Regions from separate parts of the Homo sapiens genome. Here region 2 is linked to region 1. A link is a loop called in an ENCODE intact Hi-C map of the cell type or tissue named here. Cell type or tissue: endothelial cell of umbilical vein. All regions are shown on one strand. Each heading gives the region's core, and the rest is flanking DNA. Links, peaks and the distances in the headings are about the cores only.

The links. A loop is a pair of places that touch in the nucleus more often than their neighbours do. Peaks named below come from ENCODE experiments on the same cell type or tissue, not always from the same donor. Only the 100,000 strongest peaks of a DNase experiment are listed, where the experiment ranks them.
Region 2: a loop joins it to region 1, with 2.4 times the contacts of the local background. A loop is called at or near these places in 16 of 110 quality-filtered maps.

The regions. Positions count from the first base shown.
Region 1 is chr5:72,382,975-72,394,092 of GRCh38, forward strand. No RefSeq gene overlaps it. Among named protein-coding and RNA genes, the nearest start is that of PTCD2, 68 kb to the left of the region's middle. In endothelial cell of umbilical vein, for the core only: no CTCF peak of the experiment used is centred there; a DNase peak (open chromatin) is centred at 5,207; H3K27ac peaks cover 2,514 bases.
Region 2 is chr5:72,498,470-72,509,587 of GRCh38, forward strand. ZNF366 (zinc finger protein 366) reads right to left here and starts at 8,941. Exons shown (of 5, transcript NM_152625.3): 1 at 8,782-8,941. In endothelial cell of umbilical vein, for the core only: no CTCF peak of the experiment used is centred there; DNase peaks (open chromatin) are centred at 1,392 and 5,862; H3K27ac peaks cover 389 bases.

The sequences.
Region 1 (11,118 bases), core at 1,518-9,517:
GTGACAACAAATAAATAAATGGCATCCAGTGCTGGTAAGGGTGTAAGGAATTAGCCAATCCTATATACAGTAGGTAATATAAAATTTTAAATAGGCATAGCCATTGACCTAGCAATATCAATCCTGGAAGTTCAGCCTTGAGATATTCTTCTGTGGGCATTTACTTAATAATGTTGATTTGCTCTTAATAGCAAAAACTAGAAGTTACTCACATTGGTAGTGGGTTAGTTAAAAAAACTTTGTCCATCCAAATAATAGAGTACTATATATCCCTTTTTTAAAGGGTGAATTATACCTAAATGCACTGATGTGGGAAGATTTCCATGTAGAAAAACAAGTTTTAGAAGACAATGCATAGTATGATCTGATATTCTTAAAAGGTGTACACGTGTGCACACACATTCTAAAGGGTCCTTGCCAACCTCCATTCCTTGCATCTCGCCACGCCCACCTCACACTTCGGATACCAGCGCCATAGGGAACCTCCAGCTTCCCTGATGTGTCATGCATTCTCTTAAGAACACGTGCTCTCCATCTGCCTGGAGCCCTGACCTCCTGCTCGGTGCCTGCCTAATTCCTCACCTTAATCCTATGTTACTGCAGGAATCTGGAAGGGTATACACCAAACTGTTAACATGGATGTTCCTGAGGTTGAGGTGTCAGGGTATTTTCACTTTCTGTATCATACTTTCCTGAATTGTTTGAATTCCTAATAATAATACATTGTAATTATTTTATGATTAGGAAAAAAGAACACTGCAACTATACAGACAACAACTGAAAAATAAAGAGATCAGAAGATCAGATTTTTGCCTCTTGTCCTACAACTATTGCTACATTCTGTCGTCTGTAAATTTCTCCAGTTCCAGTTAGACAGCACCCATCTGTGGACTCACAATCTCCAAATAAAGCCTGAAAAATCTAGGATAGAGGGAGTGAGATAGAGAGGAAAAGGAGGAGGTGACTTGCCAGTGATTTAAAAAGACAGAGCTTACTTCCAAATTTGAGGTTAGGAGACTTGAGTATTTTCAGTGCTACGGAATGAAAGCCCAGGCTTTGGTTCATTGCCCAGCTTCTCAGAGAAGCTAAAGAGAAATAACTTTACTAGGATCCTAGATACATTGTTTTAATTTACTCTATATTATTTAGCACCCCATACCAAAAAGAACTTCAAAGAATGTCCTTTTGTTAACTATAAAATAAATCAAAACTCAACCACTTAATTGATTTTAGGAAAACAGAGTATATTTGTAAAACCTTAGGTATCAGAATATTGAGGTTATAATCTGAGTCTCGCAATAACAAGTAGCGTTCATGTTAGCACATTCCACCCTAAACACAGCAAGTTCTTCTTTATTTTCTTCCTCTCTGTCACCTGCTGACCTCCCCACCCTCCATGCAATGAGGCTCTGGGCTCCATCGATTATCTTTCCTAAGTGCCTCTCAAATCCTTCCATGGCCACTGCTCTACCTTGGGTCCACGTCCTCTCTCGCCTAGACCACTGCCTCACCTGGTCTCCTTTTCCCGAGTGTTCTATTCTCCACATTGCAGCTACACTACTCTTAAAGTGCAAAATGTGAACATGTCCTTTCTCTGCTTTAACCCTTTTGGTGTCTCCCAGAGCTCACAAGACAAAGTCTGAACTCTGAGTCTAGGATAAGGCTTAAGAAGGCTTTCTTACTAGGCACTACCTTGGTTAGAGCAGTGATTCTCAACCCTGAGGTTTAAAAACCATTGTTTTCAATGCCAATGCATTTTGAAAACTCATCCCAGATGATTCCACCCCAAGAAGCCAGATGCCTTTAGTGAGAGAAACGCTGATGAGGGACAAGATGCTGTGTGAGGCCAAGAAGAAGGCAAGTCAGAGGTCCAGAAGTGGATGCAGCCTGGAATTTGGCATTAACCAAAGCTGGCTTTCCAGTTCAGGTTAGGCCTTTGTTCTTAGGATTTGCACCAAATAAGACTCATTTCATCTCATCGCCTGGTCCGGGAGGAAGGTGCTGGTTACATGCTCTAGTCAGGAACTCTTTGAGAAAACAATTTAAATATTGAATCTGCTCTGCTGTAAATAATGCATCAACTTATTTTGAAAAGTGAATATTTAATAAGTTGCAGTGCAGCGATTTGAATGTGGAATTTAATCTGCTTATAAAATCCACAAGTGAAAAACCAATTCATATAAATTACTATAAAGTTTCCATCACTTCTCCGAACATTTCTATATACCGGTTGCGCAAACACACTCCGTGGATGGAACAGGGGCAGGGGGAGGAATTAGATGCCACAGTTTGTTTTTATATAGTTTCTCGTTTCACTTATTTTTCTTTGCCTTCACAAAAATGAAGTCCAAACAGCATACTTCTATTGAGTATTCTTCTATTTTTTATTTATTTATTTTTTTGAGATGGAGTCTCACTCTGTGGCCCAGACTGGAGTGCAGTGGCGCAATCTTGGCTCACTGCAACTTCCGTCTCCCAGGTTCAAGTGATTCTCTTACCTCAGCCTCCCAAGGAGCTGGGATTACAGGCGCGTGCCACCTTGCCTGGCTAATTTTTGTATTTTTAGTAGAGACCGGGTTTCACCATGTTGGTCAGTTTGGTTTTGAACTCCTGACCTCAGATGATCCACCTGCCTCGGCCTCCCAAAGTGCTGGGATTACAGGTGTGAGCCACTGCACCTGGTCTTCTATTGAATATTTTAAAAAGAACTAGAGAGAGAGCAGTGTCTCTTAGGTAACTGTGCATTCTAATTTATAAGTCTTACTACAAGGGTCTTTTCCATTTATTTTTATACTAATTATGTACTCGTTGTTATTATTACCCTTGAACTAGACAGGCCTGCATTTGGATACCTGAGAGTTTAAAAATCTCTGAGAGTTACTAGTTGGGTTTGAAATCCCTGAGAGTTACTAGTTGAGTGACTTCTGGTCAATTGACTTACGCTTACCAAGCCTCTAGTTCTCTGGTTATTGTCTGTGTAAGGTAAGTATGTAAGACTTCTTAAAAACAAGCTAGAAATCGAATGCATATCAGTTCTTCTCCTCTCTTTCCTCCCTCCCCACTCCCCATCATACACTGTACCATAACCTCTGTGTTGTATTTGTGCAGTTGATGATCTCTTCTTAGGACTGAAATGTATTTTCTTGCGGTTATGTACTCTTTGATAATGTCAGTTCAGAAGGAAACATTGGCCCCACTGTAGTACAGGGGGGTATACTGTAGCACAGGAGAGCACTGGTTGGCTGTCAGGAGGCCATTCCAAGTGGCATTTATCCTGTAGGAATTCACAAGGGTTCAAGGTATTGTGTCAGCCATCCAGACATAGGACTTTATTTGTCCTATATACAGATGAAGGGTCTCTCTGCTTGGGGATTATGTATGTTAACCAAGGCCACAGAGACTGATATATACAAACCAGAATGCTGATTCTTTTCATGTATGATGAAAAATATACAATTACTGGTGAGGGGGTGGGCAGTGGTGGGGGTAGGGTGAGACAATTTATTAGAAGTACAAACCAAGGGAAATTGGCTCCACAGTGTCAATGCTTAGGTCACCCTAACAGATCTCTCTCTCTCTCTCTGTGTCTCTCCCTGTCTCTCTCTCTCTCTCTCTCTCTCACACACACACACACACACACACACACGGTTTCATTTTTCTATGTTCTAGTCTGTGCTATTCTGTTCATGCATCTCTCCAACTAAAGTCCTATAACATTCCAACCCATTGCCTTGAGTTCTCCTTGGTTGATCTCCTGGGTGTCCCAACTCTCAGATAGTCCTGTCACACTCATGGGGCTTTATTGCCTAGTTTACATGGGGGTGCTTCTTTCCTGCCTGCTGCTTCCCTCTTTGTGGGTGAAGATCAGTTGCTATAATGGCCTGGCCTTTCTTCCTCTTCCCCTTTCACTCAATTCTTCTCTTTCAGCCCCCAGGAAGACGCAGTAGCTTCTCTCCTTGGTAAATTTGGGAAAAATAAACTGGATGTAAAAAGATCAGCTTTCACCTCTATAGTTTCACTCTCCTTTTCTATGTTTTCAAGGCTAACCAGCCTCTCTGAAGACTGCTTTAAATCTTTATTCTAATATGACAATATGTTCAGTCAGCTCTCCCAGATTTTATATAACTGGGAGTTGTCTTTTTCAGCTCCCCTCAGTGCCTCTCTGCTCTGAGTTAAAATCTGTTGCTTTCAAAGCTTAATTGTCAGATGCCATTCATTCAAAAAATACTAATCAGTGCAGGTACTGTCCTGGGTTTGGGAAATAAAATGAGAAACAAAATGAACATGGTCTAGCCCTCATGAAGTTCACATTTTCATTTTATTATCTGGTCTTATTTTTGCATTCCTACCTGGGGAAAGCCTCACCACAGCACATTTTTGATGGTAGAAAGAGCTCTGAACCTTTGAATCAGGCAGATCTGGGTGGAATTCTAACTCAGCCACTCACTAGCTGTATGTCAGTAGACAGCCAATGAATTGCTCTGAGCCTTAGTTGTCTTAAAAGTTAAATTGCTATGTAGTTAAAGTCCATGATGCTGTTGTGAGAATAAAATGAAATAGTGCATGCAAAAAGTCTTAGCAGAGAACTTGGAACTGGTAAGCACCTCATAAATGTAAGAAGACACTTACTAATGTAATAAATGTACAATATAATAGCCGCTGTGCTCCCTTTTCCCCCCTGAACTTAAGCTTCTTGTGAGCTGGAACCATGTCTTACACTTCCTAAGGTCATAGTAGAAGCTCAATAAACGTGTCAATTCAATTGATTAGTTAAATGAGATTCACAATAGGCTCTTGTCTTAATTAGCCTTCTGTTTTTTTTATTGGTGATAAACATATCTGGTTTTTCCCCCAAAGCTGTGTAACTATGTAGCCATTGTAAAATATGTCTTTTAATAGCTTCATGTCTAATTTTCTATATTTCAAATATGTCTCCATAAAATCACAATAATTTTTAGCTGTGACTTTGACTAAATCTTCACTAATGTATAAATAATTTTATTGTTAAAAACTAAGAAAATTTAAACTGGTTATTTTAATAGTTTATTTATGTGTTACAATAAATCATACTGGTTATGTATACGAATGGAAGGAGACATTGACATGAAGAGTTGAAGAAAAGGTTAACATATTTTCTTTATGATTTTTGAGTACGGATGTTCCAATGATCCTGGAATTCTCATTGTTTCAAATAAAATGATGAGGTCATTGTAAAAACATCTGAGTTGAGACAGCAGAGTCATGCTTTTGCATCCTGTCCTGTGGAACTGCACTCTGATCTTCAGCTTACCACAAAAATCGGCTATAGCACCTTCAAACTGATGAAATGCTCACCTAAGCCACACTCTTCTGTCAAAGCTGGCTGTTTTCTACATCCTGGCTTCCTTGTTGCTGACTTAAAAGCTTTTCTTATTAGATTTTTATTGGAAAAGTTAACAAATTTTAGGGTATTGGCAAATTGTTCAGTAAAATTATGTTGATGATGTTAACAAGAATGTTAAAGAAAATTTTGCAGGTGATAACACACCGATGGTATGGTAGGAGTTGGGAACCTGGGCTCCCAGACCTCTCGGGGTATCAGTGGATGCTTGAACAAGGTGTTTGGGATACAAGTGGCAATGGTCCACACCCATATGTAATTTTCAGTCAAGTAGGGGAGGTAGACAATAAACACATAATTATAGATAGATAATATGTGTTAAAAGAAAAGTGAATAGGAAGCTGTAAGGAGAATAAGGAGAAGTTAGCTTTGGTAGTTGGTCAGGGGAGGCCCCGCTGAGGAGACTGAATTGAAGAAAGAGAAGGAGTCAGTTTAGGGAGGACCTGGAGAGGCGATGCCTCAGGCAGAGGAGAGCAAGGCAGAGGCTGCGTAGGATGAACTTGGCGCAGTCTCAGAAGCGTGGCTCAGCCGGGCTGGCTGGGGTACAGGGAGGACAACACCCAGCGCCAAGTTCTATTTTATTTAAAGTGCAGTGGAAAGCCACTGAGGGGTTCATAAACCAGGTCGGGACTGGAACTGATTTGCATTTTTAAGTGACTGTTCAATATTTGATGTGGAGAACATTGTAATGGGGTTCACATGGAAGCAGGAAGACCAGTTAGGAAACAAAGCGGTAGTCCAGTGAGAGATGACGGTGGCTTCTATAAGGCTGGTGGTCGTGGGCCTCAGGAAGAAAGGTGGTGTAAATCTAAAGATGCATACATAAAAATATCTCCTAGTTAGATCACTGCTTTCTTAAAATAATGAGAATTGAGTGTCTTACAGGCAATGTCGTCCTCAAAACACACACTGACATTACAGAACAATGTCTCATTTCCACATAAATGCATAGATTTGACAGGCACTTTTCATTGAATCCTCACATCTGAGCAGAAGAGAACACTCATACCAGCCATAAGCATAGGAACTCGGAGATGGTGACTGATTCTCCTGCCAAGCAAACTCCTGTTCTTCGTGATTGGCAGAGGCTGCCATGTGGGCAACAGGTCTGTCTATGTACAACTGTCTTAAAATTGGCTGGAGTATTGGGTCTGTGTGGGAGGTGTGTATTATTAAAGGTATATTGGGAAGATATAGGTAACCCTCCCAGGTTACCTTGGGAGGATGTAGTGAATGAAGATGATGTGTGTGCGTGTGTGTGTGTGAGCGTGCTAGTGTGACTTGCTGCTTTAATAGCTTATGCATCACCATAGCCAGCTATAAACGGAACAAGTTCATAGAAACTCCATTAATAAAAAGCGTCAGAGAAATGGCTTCACTTATTGACATAAGTATAAAACCTCTCCACAGTATACTTCGTATGACATCAAAATTCCTTGGCAGCAACTATAACAGATTTGAAATAAATAACTTGGTAAAATCAGTCTACAAAACCTATAGTCTGTGAGGCATAATTTGGGCCTGTTCTCTAGGTAATGAAATAATTATACAAAATGGCGTAATTTGGTTTGAACACAGTAAAGGAAAAGAAAACTCAAGACTTCCATTTAACTGTATTTTTTCTCTCAAGGTCCTGAAATCTGTGGCTTACTAGGATTTGGGAGTGGAAATCCATTTTGTTTAGGTGACTGAGATGTTTGAGGTGGGGAGAAGTTAAAAGGAAGCGGGGCTGCTACTTGAAGGTAGAACAAAAGCTGGACCCTGGATCATAGATGCGGAAAAATACTCTCTTCTCCCCTGGGTTGCATGCAGTGGGAAGACCACCCACTTCCCCAACTCCAACCCTGTCTGCCTTTCAAATCTTGTTCAAGTACCCTTTTTTTTTTTTTTTTCCTCGAGACAGAGTTTCACTCTTGTTGCCCAAGCTGGAGTGCAGTGGTTCTATCCTGGCTCACTGCAACCTCTGCCTCCCGGGTTCAAGCAATTCTCCTGCCTCAGCCTACCGAGTAGCTAGGCTTATAGGCGCCCGCCACCACGTCCGGCTAATTTTTTGTATTTTTAGTAGGAACGAAGTTTCATCATGTTGGCCAGGCTGATCTTGAACTCCTGACCTCAGGTGATGCACCCGCTCGGCCTCCCAAAGTGCTGGGATTACAGGCATGAGCCACCATGCCTGGCCTCAAGTACCTTCAATTGGCAGAACGTTATTTGCATTTAGAATCCTAAATTCAAAATAATCTGAAAATAATTGTTTTCAATTTTGCAATGAAGGAAAGCACCCAAGAAAATAGGTTGGAATTGGTGCTGAGGACCAATTCGTCACATCTGTTACAGAAGAGAGAACTGGGGGGATGATTTTAGTGGAATGAGTCTCTCCTTCCCTCAGGTCAAAAAAGAAGAGCTTCAGGGACACTACTCAGAAAGCTAGAAGTGTGTCCTCTGCAGTTTGGGCATTAGGGTGGGATGTATTCTGACTCCTGCCTGGGGAGTGTGAAAATGAGAGACACTCTGACTACAGGAGCAAAGCAATTTGGCACTGCATCATGATTGGCCTGTTCTTCTAGAGCTTCAGATTCAAGAGGAAGAAAGTAAAAGGAAGCATGAAGGTTTCTGATGTACTTGATGGCCCACATTCCAAAGAGAGCTGATGTGGAGTTGATTCATGTCTGTCCATGTGGGTTGTCTGAAGAGGAGAAGGGGCTTCACCAGGAAGAGGCTGGAGGTCAGCCATGAAATTCTTAGGAGTGAGGAAAGAGGTGTGGCATGGAACAGGAAGAGAGTACAGCATTTCCAAACATTTCCCCTAAGAAAAGGAATTGGGTTTATTGCCTGCCAGGCCTGGGGAGGATGCTGAAGGCTCACACCAGCTCCAGACAGTATCAATGGTCCTGCCTTCTTTAATCTCCTCTTTCCCCATACTTCAAAGGTCAGATACTATGGGTGCAAGAGAGAATGAAGGAGGAGATGAAAGGTGAGGGAAATGAGTGTTATGCACTTAATTGTGTCCCCCCGAATTTATATGTTGAAGCCTCAACTCCTAATGAGTTATCTCTAAAAGGTAAGGCTTTTATGGAAATAATTAAGGTTAAATGATATCATAAGCCCTTATCTAATAGGATTAGTGTACTTAAAAGACAGCAGAGAGCTTGCTTGCTGTCTCTACCATATGAGGACACAGAAAGAAGGTGGCCATCTGTAAGCCAGGAAGAGAGCCCTTACCGGGATCCAAATTGGCCAGCATCTTGATCTTGGACTCCCAGCCTCTAGAATTGTGAGAAATATATTTCTGTTGTTTAAGCCCCCCAGTCTATGTTATTTTATAAAGATAGCAAAAGCAGACTGTGAGAAGCTAAGTCGCTTCCTCTGTCTGCTGGTAACTTGCAAATGGGAGGGAGAAAGTGTTTTAGCCTTAAACCGAGTTTAGAGTTTCAATGATTATATAAAGCCAAATATTTTTGCTTACTGAATTGAGATCAAAACTTGTTATATTTTATTCCCAGAGAGTGACCAGAAATAGCATGAGATTGTTTGAGACTTCTTCCAGGAGCTGGAGAAGAACTAGTCTGAAGAGTTAATTTAGAGTCAATGGGGGCAGAAGACAAAATTGCTTGATGATTACATCCTAAGAATTGTTCTTGTTCAGCATACTGATTATAAATTAGCCTTCCAAATCAATATATCTTGTTTTATACTAGAGACACTCAGATATCCTAAAGGAGATAGAGTGACTCCAGGCCCCTTAGAAATGACTATACCTGGCAGAGCATGCCAACTGGAATCAGGTTGGCCCATCATGAAAACAAAGGAAAATGGAAGAGCCAGCTGACTGGGTGCACTTTTGGAGACATCTATTATCAGATTTCTTTCCATTTCCAAATGCACAAATGACCTCTCAAGACTTAGGGGGAATTCATATTTGTGAGGACTCGAGCCCATGCAAACCATAGCATTTAAGTTGGAGTTGTTTAATGAATCACAGCCTAATTTCCTCTGTTGCTCATGGCTATTTTGTTGTTGCTTAAAATGTTTGCCAAGAAAAGGGTTATATAACTTCTTACCTTAACATGGCAGAGCATATTTGGTAGGTGATGAGTAAACTGCCTAAGCTGTGCAGCACAGAGTCCAGTTATAACCTGTGTGGAACTGGCATTTGTGTAAATAGTCTGACAAGAAAGTTTAATTTCATTACAAGTACTTAAAGCCAAACAAGGGGATTCTGTCTGTTAGCTTCTGGTTTGGTTTCTTCAGCTACTCTGGCCTCTTTCCCAGGTGGATAATTCTTGTTACTAAAATAGTACAGCTCTAAGGCAGGCCACATGATGTTTGAACGGAGTTAGGGCAGATGGCAAACATTCTTGACCTTCTATCAGCATGAAACCAGAGTAGGTTAATGCCCTCTTAGTGGCAAGAAGACCAGTCTGGTAAAGTTTAAGAGTTAGCATTTCAAATGTATTTGTTTATTTGATATTAGAGTTTGAAGACATTGACTAACATTGTCAAAATTTGGTACACTGCTAAAGGAAATCAACATACACTTTTAAAAGTCTGTATGGAGTATAAGTTGCTCAGTTTTCATGCAGGGGTAAATAGCACCAGGTGATAATGTACTGTGTTTTGACCCTCTCCTCTGATGCTAGTTTGCCCAGAAATGAGTAAATGCCTAGCAAATTAAGGTGGGCTCATAGGTTCAAACGCCAATCAATAAAGCTAAAGATAAGCACTTAGCAATGTTGAATTAAGGAAATTGTCTAACTGAGATTAATTTCCACACCATAAAATTTGTCTGTTTCAAGTTTTCAATTGTATTATTTTTGCAGAATTATGCAACCATCACTACCACCCAGTTTTACAACTTTTTCATTGCCTCAAAGAATTGCCTCATGCCCATTTGCAGTGAATCTCTACTCCACCCTCAGCCCCAGGAAACCACTAATCTAATTTCTGTCTCTATAGATTTCATATAAATGAGATACAATATGTATTCATGTGTACATCTGGCTCCTTTCAGTTAGCATAAAGTTTGGCTTTTATGAATAATCATGCAATGAACATTTGCCTACAAGTCTTTGTATAGATACTTGATTTTATTTCTCTTGGATAGACACTTCAGAGTGGAATTACTGGTTTGTATGGTGAGTTTATGTTTATTTTTTTCAGAAACTACCAAACTATTTTCCAAAGTAGCTGTACCATTTTCCATCCCCATCAGCAATTTTCCAATTGCTTCATATTCTCTCCAACACTCTTTATTGTCCATCTTTTCTATTTTAGTCACCCTAGTGTATCGAGTAGTAACTCATTGTGGTTTTACTTTGCATTTCTCTAGTGAGCAATGACATCCAACATCTTTTCATATGCTTGTTAAACAATCCTATATCTTCTTGGTGAAATATTTGTTTAGTCCATTTTTAAATTGTGTTGTTTGTTTTCTTGTATATCGAGTTATAAGAGTTCTTTATATGTTCTAAATTCAGGTCCTTTGTTAGATACATGATTTGCAAGTACTTTCTTCTAGCCTGCGACTTGTCTTTTTGTTGACTTAGTGGGGTCTTTTGAAGTACAAAAGTTTTTGATTGTGATGAAGTCCAATTTATCAACATTCATATTTTATGGATTATGCTTTCGTTGTGACTGACTTTTTTTGTATAATGGTTCTACCATAAATGGGTGCATGGGAACATATATTCTTCTCTTTCTGTTTTGCTATATCCCTAAAGCAGCTCAAAAGTATTCTACTG
Region 2 (11,118 bases), core at 1,388-9,387, 120 kb after region 1:
TTCTTTCCTGCGTTACTCACATTCTCAAAACAACACACAGTAAGTGAATGAAGTGCTTTATGAATTGCTAGTAGTAACACTTAAATCTTCTCTCATTTTCTCCCTGCCCCCACTAGCTAACAATATTCAAACTCTTTTTAACATCACTAAGAAAAATATAATTAGGACAGTAAATCTGTTTGGAAGTTTAAGAGATTGAACATCAGATACTACATTCTTGAGTCAAACAATTTGGGGCTAACCCATTGGCTCATAATCTTTTATAACAACCAGTGATTTTGGGTAGGCAGTGTGTGTATGTATACACAAGTGTAAGGTACATGTACCATGTACCTAGCGATAGCACTTCAGCAAACCACTGCTCCTCCCAAAATATCCATATTGCTTGAAGAGCAAATACATTTGGCATTTTATGTCCTAATCCTTCTGAAATGGGATTTTCTCACCATTAAATGTCCTTCCCAACTGCATGTATTAAAGATGTGATGCTGAAATTTCTCTCCTAGGAGACTCAAGGGGGAAAAGAGTCAATGTCAGTCATTCTAAATAGTGGGATGTGTCTGAACATATGGAGGATGTGAAGACACATGGAATGGGACTGCCTTCTGCAAAATGATGCAGTTTTGAGCAGAACTTTGTTACCCACAAAACTGGTGTCTCTATTCCTTCACAAACATCCCCATTTAGATCTGAGGCCCAGGCTGCCACCAGAAGAACTCTCTGCCCCTGGAGACTTCTCCCCAGCCAGAGACAGGTGATTGTGCCATGAAATCACTGGGTGCTAGGAGGGCTGCAGACCATGTTGGAGGAAACGCCTGCTTGCCTGCTGCATCACTGATTGTTTCCTGAATATCAAGAAAGACGATGCTGGGAATAGTCCCTCCTTGCCCAGATCTCTGAAAAGCCAGGTAGGAGGTGAGATTCTGGATATGCCTGCCAGCAACCTTTCAGAACTTTTCACATATTCCTCACCCTAAGAATTCAAATTCTAGCACTTCAGGAATCCTGCCTTTTTTTTTTTTTTTTTTTTTTTGAGACGGAGTCTCGCTCTGTCACCAACCCCGCCTTTATAGATTAAGCATAGAACTCTTTGGTACCCTAAAAATGTTCAATATATAGATTTTTTAGGATAATGCTAGAAGACCCTTCTTTGTACTTAAAAAAGAAAAAAACAACTGAAAAAGTTCTCTGGAAGTAGGGGTGAGAGGAGGAAATTCCACCGTGTCGTGGGAAAGAAAATGCCTGAACTAGAAAAACAGCAAGAAACAAGTGGTGGACACTATGGAGGTAGGCGTTCCATTAAACAGCGCTGAAAACCTGAAATTCCTCATCTCCCTGCACTTTCCATGGAAGGTGGCCAGAGGGCCTCAGTCACGGGAGAGATGCCATGGGCTCCATCCAGGCAGAGGCCCCATTTTGTCCAGGCTTCAGCAAACCAGAGGCGATTCCGGTCCTCTCCCTCGCTCTCTTCCGGCGCTGCTTCCTTCCCCCACCCCTCCAACAATAGTCTCCTCTTGATTTCTGTTCCAAGAGAGAACGGTGAGTCCCCAGTGCAAAGGAAACTCTAAGGATTCTTTCCACAGAGTTTTCTCACTGGGAAGAGGGAGGCGTGTGGACTGGCGTCTCCTCTTTGGCTGTGATGCTGGAGAAGCGGGTCCTCCCTTTCTCCCTGAGGAAGACACAGGGCAGACAGCAAGATTTCTCATCCTTATTCTCAAGCATTCAAAGGAAGAAAGCGGCAGAGTACGTTTTCTTCCTGGAAGAACTCTGCGGTGCCCTAATGTGTGCACTATGGTTTTAAATGTTTTTTTCAAGCTACTGAAAAAAGCTAAACTATTTTTTAGGGTAATCTGCCTGAAATACTCATCACTACCCTCCCTGGGGGCTTCCTTACCCTGAGCCAGCAGCTTGAATAATAAGCAGAGCCTTGGTCCCCTCTTCAGCTTTGTTAGATCTGGGGAAAGGCCTAGAAATCTGCCCCAGGTAACTCTGATGATTGGTGCTCAGAAAGCACCTGAAAATAATACCCTCGCCCTTTCTGAGAGTGCTAGGATCCCATGATATGGAGTTAACTTCATGGGAGAGATCACAGAAATCATGCCTACTGTTGCTCAGAGCTGAATAGATTGGAGACTTGTCCAGTAATGCCACTATTTAATAGGGAGGTATGTTGTCTTGGACAAGGTCAAAGTTAACAAATGGCTTTGTAACTCCTTGGAATAGAGTCCTACATTCCCTGATCAATCTGTGTGCAACAGTCCAAAACCATAAGGCAGTGCTGCTCAGACTTGAATGTGCAACTGGTCACTTGGAGATCTTGTTAAAATGCTGATTCTGATTCAGTTGATCTGCAGTGGAGCTGGGATTTATTCTGCATTTCTAACAAGCTCCTAGGTGGTGCCATGGTGTTGGTCTTTGGACCCCATTTGAAGGCTACTACCTTAAAGGATACATATTTGTTTTAAAGAAATTATTAGCTACAGATGACACTTTTTCCTTATAAGGAAACTGAAAACAAGCAACATTAATTTACTGACCTTGAGCAAATCACGTACTTTCTGTAGTTTATCTGTTAAACAAGGTGGTTGCCTTTCTTCAGCTCTAAGATGAGGAGAATAAGGCACGTACTTGAGAATGGGGTAAGTGAAATGAAGTATCTAAAGTTCTGAGGAGGCCCCAAACCTAGTAATGACTCCTCCATAATTGTTGGCGCTGGTGGTGGCAGTGCCGTTGTTGGTAAATCACTCTCCCATTTAGTATCAGTGGCCATCAAAGAATGAGGTCAGAGTGGGGCCATAATCTATCAAAGGAATATAGGAGAATTGCCCAGTATTCTCTTTGTGTGCCCTGGTACTTGACACTAAAGAGAGATTCTATCAATGTTAATAGAGAGTGCCTTTTCAGTTTCTACTCCAATTAACAGACACCTAGAACCCCAATGTTGTTAAATGTAAAAAGCATCATCCAAAATCCCAACTTTTGTTACTAGGTGTTTAGATTTGCCACTTTAAATTTGCCAAATAAGTATAAAACTGACTCGATCCAGTGGTTTTGGCCTTCTTCAATTGGCTTGAATTAAAGAAAGGAAAGGGTATTGTGCTCAACAAGGGTATCACATTTCTCTCCCTGAATTTACCCCATGGTGTTTTGTCAATTCAGCCCAAGTGGCATTCCTTTAGCTTGGATTCACAGCCTTTGCCTATAACAAACCAGAGAGCTGAACACTTCCTACAAGGCTGGATCCTGGCTCACAGCTCTTTTAGTCAAGGAAAAACAAATGACCGTTCTCTGTCTCGCCAAAAACAATTTGCAAACCCATCATCTGCCCAGAAAATAAATGGAAAATAAAATGCAACAACAGTCTTTTCTGTGTATCTATCTGATAAATGTTAATTTCCCATGAACAAATGGGTGGGGGTGCTTGCCAAGACGACATTTTAATACACATGTAGCAGCCCCATGCACACAACAGCAGAACAAGCCCATATAGTTCCAGTCAATTCAGGTGAGGGATAAATCCATCAAGCTGGCAGTTTGGCATTGTCTAGACTCCAGAAAAGTTTGACTAACTTTTTTTTTTCAAATTAATGGCTTCATTTGGCATTGTATAAAGATAGCATCTTTCATTCTACAGCCCACTGATTCATTAACTCATCTATTTAACAAATATTTATTGTGCATCTATGACAGGCTCTGTGCTATTGTAGGCCCTGGGCAGACAGCAGTGGACAAAACAAAGTCCCTGTCCTCATGCTGCTTCCTTTCTTGTGAACTTATGTATTACACATAACGCTGGATGAAGACATGTTCTTATTCTTTTATGTAAATACCATTGTTTTATGTAAATGTATTTGGTTTTTGAATAGTCTAAAAGAACAGCCTTCATTAGGCTAGTTGTTTCTGAGGGTGCACATTAAAATTATTTGCTGTCTCTATGTTCCTGTCAGAGGGAGATCTGTGTCCATTGCTGCTTTATTTCATTATCCATATAAACATATAAGAAAAAAATGAGTGATTTAGGTAAAAACTCAATCAGGAAATTTAGAACAACTTTTTCTATAAGGTTTATATTTTCCTTATAATTGAAGCATACAATATGACCTGTGAATGCTGATTTTTCAAACACCATTATCAATCTTTTTGCCTTTCTACATCACCATTAAATTAGGGACAAGGATCTAACTTGTAAAATAGGCTCATCACAGCACACGTTGTAAAAAAATAAGAAACAAAACCTTATGAGATAGAATCTACTAATATTTTTTAAAGGGAATAGAAAAAGCTTAGTATCTGTGTTTTTCTTGATTAACAAATACATGCTCACTCTAAGATGCAAATAATATAGAAATGGATAAATCAAAAAGTGCTATTCCACCGGGCGCAGTAGCTCATGCCTGTAATCCCAGCATTTTGGGAGGCCAAGGCAGGTGGATCACTTGAGGTCAGGAGTTCGAGACCAGTGTGACCAACATGGTGAATCCCCATCTCTACTAAAAATACAAAAAATTAGCCAGGCGTGGTGGCGGGCAGCTGTGATCGCAGCTACTCGGGAGGCTGAGACAGGAGAATCACTTGAACCTGGGAGGCGGAGGTTGCAGTGAGCCAAGATTGTGCCACTGTACTCTAGCCTGGGTGACAGAGCCTGACTCTGTCTCAAAAAAAAAGTGCTATTTATATTGATTTATAATGTTTACAGATCTAAGTAATTGATCTTGTGATTTACATATGGTTCTAGAACACTGATCATTATCATCAGATTGCTCAACCGGCTAGGACATTCCTTATTCCATAATACTAATAGCTTCTAAAATAACATTTGATATACTCAGAACTATCTTCTAGAGAGAACATCCAGTGCTGAATAGGAATTCCATTTAAAAGCATGGCTCTTAAAACGAGCATTTACAGTTAATGTTAATGCCATCCAGAAGAAGACGGAGCAAGACACTGACCATCTGTTTTGGAGAATCACAGCATGTCAGCAAAAGGGTCTCACAGATCATCCCATGAAGTGGACAGGGCAGGAGGAGACTATAAACAAGCCCGTAGGTGAATTCTAATACACACACACACACACACACACACACGCACACCTCGAAAATTACTTATTTATCCCATTTTGTCATTTCACAGATGAGAAAATTGAGATCCAAGCAAGTAAAGCAACCTGTCAAGTCATGCATATAGGAAATGCAGAGATTGGATGAGAACAGCAGTGTTCTGACTCCCAATCTGGTCTTTTTCTACTCCACCAAGCCACATGAGAGGGCACCTTTTGCACGTTAGTGCAGAACAACTCAGCTTCGATTTGTCCCTAAGGTTAAGTGTCCAAACATGTCTCTGTTGTTTCACAAGCTCTCAGTCTAACAAAAGGACCTGAATGGCTTTGGTTATTGGTGGTAGATTTTTTGTTATTCTTGCTGTTGTGTGTTTTGCTTTTGGAAAGTGGAGAGAAATTTAACTAAGACCTAAGTAAAAGTATCATTATTACTTGACAAACTAACGGTCATACAGGTTTTAAAGTTTAGAGTGAAAGAAAAATAGCAGTTGGATCAATCAGGCACCACACACACACATGCACACACGCACGCACACACGCACGCACACACACATGCGCGCGCACACACGCGTGCATGCACACACACACGCACACCCATGGTGATATATAGTGTTCTGTTTCTCTGTGTGAAGGTGAGTGGCTCACTGTTACAATGTTTGAGGAGAGAGAACCCCAAGTGTGCTCAGCCCTGGGCAGGAGGAGAATGTGTCACTTTAAGTCCTTTCCTCTTTAGCTGAGTCATGGTACAACCACGATGGTCTCCAAAAAAAGTGTCTCCAGCCCTCCACAACCAGGGAAAAGGTCACCAATAACACAGAGCTCAAGCAGTTGGGGAAGTGGGTGAAAGGGAGAATAAAATGTCCACAATATAACTGAACTCTCTTTGCACGTTCATCTAAGTTGAAAACTTTTATCCCGAGACAAACTTTCCCCTGCATTGAGCTGTGTTGAATACAGCTGCATTCAGTGAAGCTAAATCTGCCATTTCTGCCATTCGTGAAGATGAATATCAATACATTAAACTCTACACTCTTTTATTTTATAAGAATTTAGAATTTAGAATATCTTCACTCAGTGTGTGCCCAACTCTAAAGCTGTGAGGAATAATATCTGCTCTGATAGATCCTTGGTATAGTATTAAGCAAGAATAATGACACAAATTATAGGAGACTCATTCTGTTCTCTGTATTAACAAAATACAGTACTCTTCAGTGTTAATATATGACCCTTAAAAAATATATAACTGACACTGATTGACTCCTACTACTTGCCAAACATTATGTTAAGTGTTTTATGCCGATAGTTGTATTTAATTCTCACAACTCCATTATGTTGACGCAATTTTACATTTGGGGACACTGAGATTTAGAGCAGTTAAGTACCTGCCCCGAGGCCCATAAACAGTAGGCAACGAAGCTGAAATTCAAACCAAAAGTAGTACAACAACAGAGACTGTGCTCTACTCACTCTAATTTGACTCACATCCCAGCACACAGATCTACAGGACACACATCCTAACATAATTTAAAATGTGTATAAGAAATTGTAATTTAGTTATGTGTACAGTTTTGGCAGAAATTAACGAATAAAATACTGTGTGTCTCAAATTCTGGATCACTTCAAACTGGAATTCCCCCAATGATATCACAAAAGAGCCTCTGATGACCCCCAAATAATCACACACTGGAAGTTTCCACAAATGCCAACTCACTCTTTGGCGGTGAGTGAGTAAAGATAGATTGAGTGGTAGTGACTTCGATGAAACTAGTCGATGGCTTTTATTCTTCGGGTAGCTAAAATTCATTTCCCCCAGTATCCAAGAAATATTTTCACAGCAATGACTTAACAACTTAAATGGAAATATTGAATACACTTTTTTCTTTAAAAGAAAACTGCATATCCTCAGCTTCTTAATCTCAAGCCATAGTCATGCTAGCAGTGGGGCTGTTTTCTGAGCCACTGGCCTACCCACCTTGTGCTTTCCTTGTCTTTAATTTAATTGCCTTCCTTGTCTTTAACAAATGACTCTGCTGTCATTTGTTTCCTATTGTGTTGCATCTGATGCTTTTACTCAGTAAACAAAACTAGAATGTGTTCTGTGATGTTGTTTTAGTTGAGCACAAAATTCAATACATTATCAAGAGAAATGAAACTGAAAGGAGCAAGTCAAGATCGCAGACCTGCGTTTTCTTCTGGGGCCACAGTTGCTGATAAATGATGCAATAATGCCCTCGACAATCTATTCCAGCTACCTCTTGATCTGAAGATCTATGGAAATGGAGTAGTTAGGGGAGGTGGTAGGGTAGCAGTAAAACACTTTCAATTGTTATTAGAATAATTTTGCATCCGCAAGCTGGCAAACGCTATTCACGTCTCTTTACATTGCTCGTTTTATGATGCTCCTAAAGAAAATCCTTGAAAAAAGGAGAAGAAAAAAGAGGTCTGACTAATGGAACAAAAGCTACATCACAGTCTAGTTCTGTCATGTTTTCTCATCCTTAGTAAGATGATGGTTCAATTTTGAATAAAGATTAATTACTTGAATGTGGTTAAAGCATAGTCTAGCCAAATTAATTTTTAAAATGAGAGTCCAGCTATTTTTATCTTATTCTTCACATCCCAGGTGATTTCAATCAGTAAATTTCATAGCAGTGAATATTTTTAAAAAGTATGCTTGGCCATTGGCTTTTACCCATTCGGCATCTCTCTGAATTAAAGTATTAATATTGGGAAACATAACGAGTCTCTCGGAGTGACCTTGCTGACCTATTTTTGACAACATGATTTCGGCTCCCTCATGGCTTGCGATGATAGGTGCTGGTAACATTATCCTTTATGACTAATCTAATTGAAGCAAGTTAGACTTTTAAAAACTAGTTGTGTATGTTAGCTTGACTAGCTTGCTACGCCCTATTTGGTGCTTGGAAAACCAGGCACTGGGTGAATGCTTTTCAATTGCGTCTGTAACTTAGTTTTTCCCTCCTACTGACATAAATGATCCATCTTAATCCTCCCATTCTAGCTGCATATTGTTTTCCAAAACTAAAGCTATATGCCCCAAAACCTTTGCCTTCTATCATGTGGCAGATGACATCTTCCACTGACAGTGAATAATAAATTTACACTCAACCCGCATGGGGAACCTGAACACATAAGCTCCCCACATGCAGAACTATTTCCAAGTGACATTCCCTTCTCTCTTTCCCTTCTACTTCAGTGATGCAGAATAACCATCATATAACAATTAACAATCCTCCTTTAGGGGGATGCTGAATGGAAAGAAAAGAACAGGAGAAGGGCACCTCAATCCAGGTAACGTATTAACAAAAACCCCAGAGCAAACCACAGTCCTTAACAGACACCCTGATAAGGCTCCCAGGACACAGTACTGAGGAAGAGCAAATTCTCCAGTGGGACACATCTCACACGCCAGTGGCTCCTGGTTCTCCCAGCCACATGATCTGTGCCAAAATTCAGATTTAACGCAGTGTCCTCTTTAGTCCCAATGTAATTCTATTTCTAGTTTTGCCAGCCTTAGTTCTGCAAAGCATCAGTATTCTCTTACCAAAAAAAAGTATTAGCTGAAATTCTGGGCCATCTATCACTTATACCCTTTGGTTAAGGACTACTCCCAGTAAGGTATTTTCTGTTGAAGATGCCCACAGCAGTATCCACCCAGGAACCTTGAAAAGGAAGCAGAAATGATTGCATGGGTAACTTACCAGCTCCTGAGGTCTGAATGGCTGCAGCAGCCCCACTCCTTTACCTGATCCCTGCTCTCTCTGTCTCTCTCCCTCTCTCTCTCCCTCTTTCTCTTGTGTACAGATTGCAGGGAACTTAAAGAACTCGCAGGGACAGTGTTTCGAATGACTTAAGAAAGAGAACAGGAACAATACTTCGTTCTCTTTTTCTCAGATGAGTACCTTCGGGAAGAAGGAAGGAAGGGAGGGGAGAGGGAGGAAGTCAACAACCCTTTGCTTTCCTGAAAAAAAATAAGGAAACAGAAGATAGACATCTCATTTTCTCTTAAACAAAATGTTGGAAGGGGCAAAAAAAAAAAATCTTTGAAAAAAGGAATTCCTCAAATATGTTCTCTGCCCTGGGAGCTTTAAAGAGATGAAACGCCTTAGTGGCCTGTCCTGTCCAAACAAACGGTGTTCCAGACAGGCAGGCTCTCCTGAGCCTGCAGCCTCTGGTATCTGGTTTGCAGAACTGACACAGCCGAAAGGGAACAAATCATGTCATGTCGACTTAGAGCAAGGGAGAGCTTGGCCTGTTGTGCTAACCAAGGTAAACCTGCAGCCTGTAAGACAGTGTCGGGGCTGGGCAGCCAGGACTCCTGGCTTTTCTTAGGCCCTTTGAAACACCAGCATTGCTGCAATTCCTCGCTGACTCTAGATCCTTAGAGTTTTTCCAGGATCAAATAGCAGATTTATGCCCACCGAACTTTATACAGTGGACCCAATCCAGCTTCCATCACTGATGGATGAAAAAGGAAAAGAAGCAACTAACCACAACTGCTGCCGGCCATGGTTATCTCAGATCTGTTGTTTATATTATTCTATCCTCTACATTCCTAAGGCGTCTTGGATTTAATCACCTCTGGAAAACTGGAAGGAGATTTCTAATTTGTTTTCAAAATACTGTGAAGCAGCATAGGGTTTAGATAAATCAGCCATGGTGTTCGAAAAAAGATAGGGGAGGCAGGAGCAGTTAAAATGGAGGGAGTAACCTTTATCAAGGTAGAAGACTTGGGGCTTCAGCAGGCAGGCATGAGCTTGCTTAGGCTAGTTGCACTTAGGAATAAGCTTGGTTTTAACTTCTCTGATTTGTGTTATGTCTCTTGTGTCCCTTATTCATCTGGTTAGGACCATTTTCACTGTGAACAGGAACCAGCAGTTATGTAGACCTTTGTGGCAGCAAAAGAAAAACCAGCCTTACACTACTTCCTCATTTCACCCAACTGTGAAAAAAATGGGGTGGACAGATACACCTGATTGCAAAGAGTCATGAAAGTGAGTTCAGGGGAAGAATGATTCTGATTCAGTGACCCTGTAAGATTTTGATTGAGTCCTTATTGGCCTATAGGATTATGTTTTTATTCTGACAGATATTTTTCTATCATCTATCTGTCTATCTATCATCTATCTATCTATCTATCTATCTATCATCTATCTATCTAATCTATCCATATATCTATCTATCTCCCTGTCTATCTAGTTATCTGAATATGTGTGCATGTATCAGAGAGAGACATGAAGATTTTGTTACTCGGTAGGTGTGCACAAGCCAGAGCAGAGTCCCATTCCTTGCATCCGCCACAGCACCAACACTGGCACAACCCATGGCACTGAGTTCTGGCCTGGGTGACCCAGCCTCACCAACAGTGGGGAACACGGATGACCAGAGACAGTCTCTTTGGTTCGCTTAGAGCCACACGCCAACACGTTCCTGTCTCCTGATCCCGGCTCTCGGGCTCTTTGCCCTCTGCTGGCCTTCCTCTACATCCTGCCTTTGTAGAAATGGGAAGGGAAATGAAAATGAAAATCTGAGAAAGCCAGGGAAGGGCATGAGGGAATGGAGCAGGAAGGCCTAGGAATGGAGTCTTTTAAAGGGGGAGAAACACTGGGGCAAACCTTTGAGTAACCGGAGGTGAAACAAGCAGGCAGCTGAAATTCACAATAAAAAAGCAGACGTCCTTGGGAGTGAGGTGGGGTGAGGAGAAGCAATAGGGAGGGGGCAAGGTGTGCGGGGCATCAGCAGCAGAGGAAAGGAGGGACCCAAGGAACAAGACGCTCATGGTACCAACTCCTCACAGGCAGGAAACCGCCTCTGATCACTTGAAGAATCCATTGCAGCTGCACACAGGCCTTCCCATATTTTTACTCCTCTTTGCACCCTCAAGGCAAGGCCAGGGCTGAGCCCCAGGAGTCCAGGCAGAATCCAAAGGATTTCCCTTTTAAGTCTGCAGAATGTGGGGACTGTCACGTTGAGGCTGTGTTGTTGTCTCCAGGCCAGCTGACCCGCCCAGACAGCCTGGATGGGGACATGTGCCATTT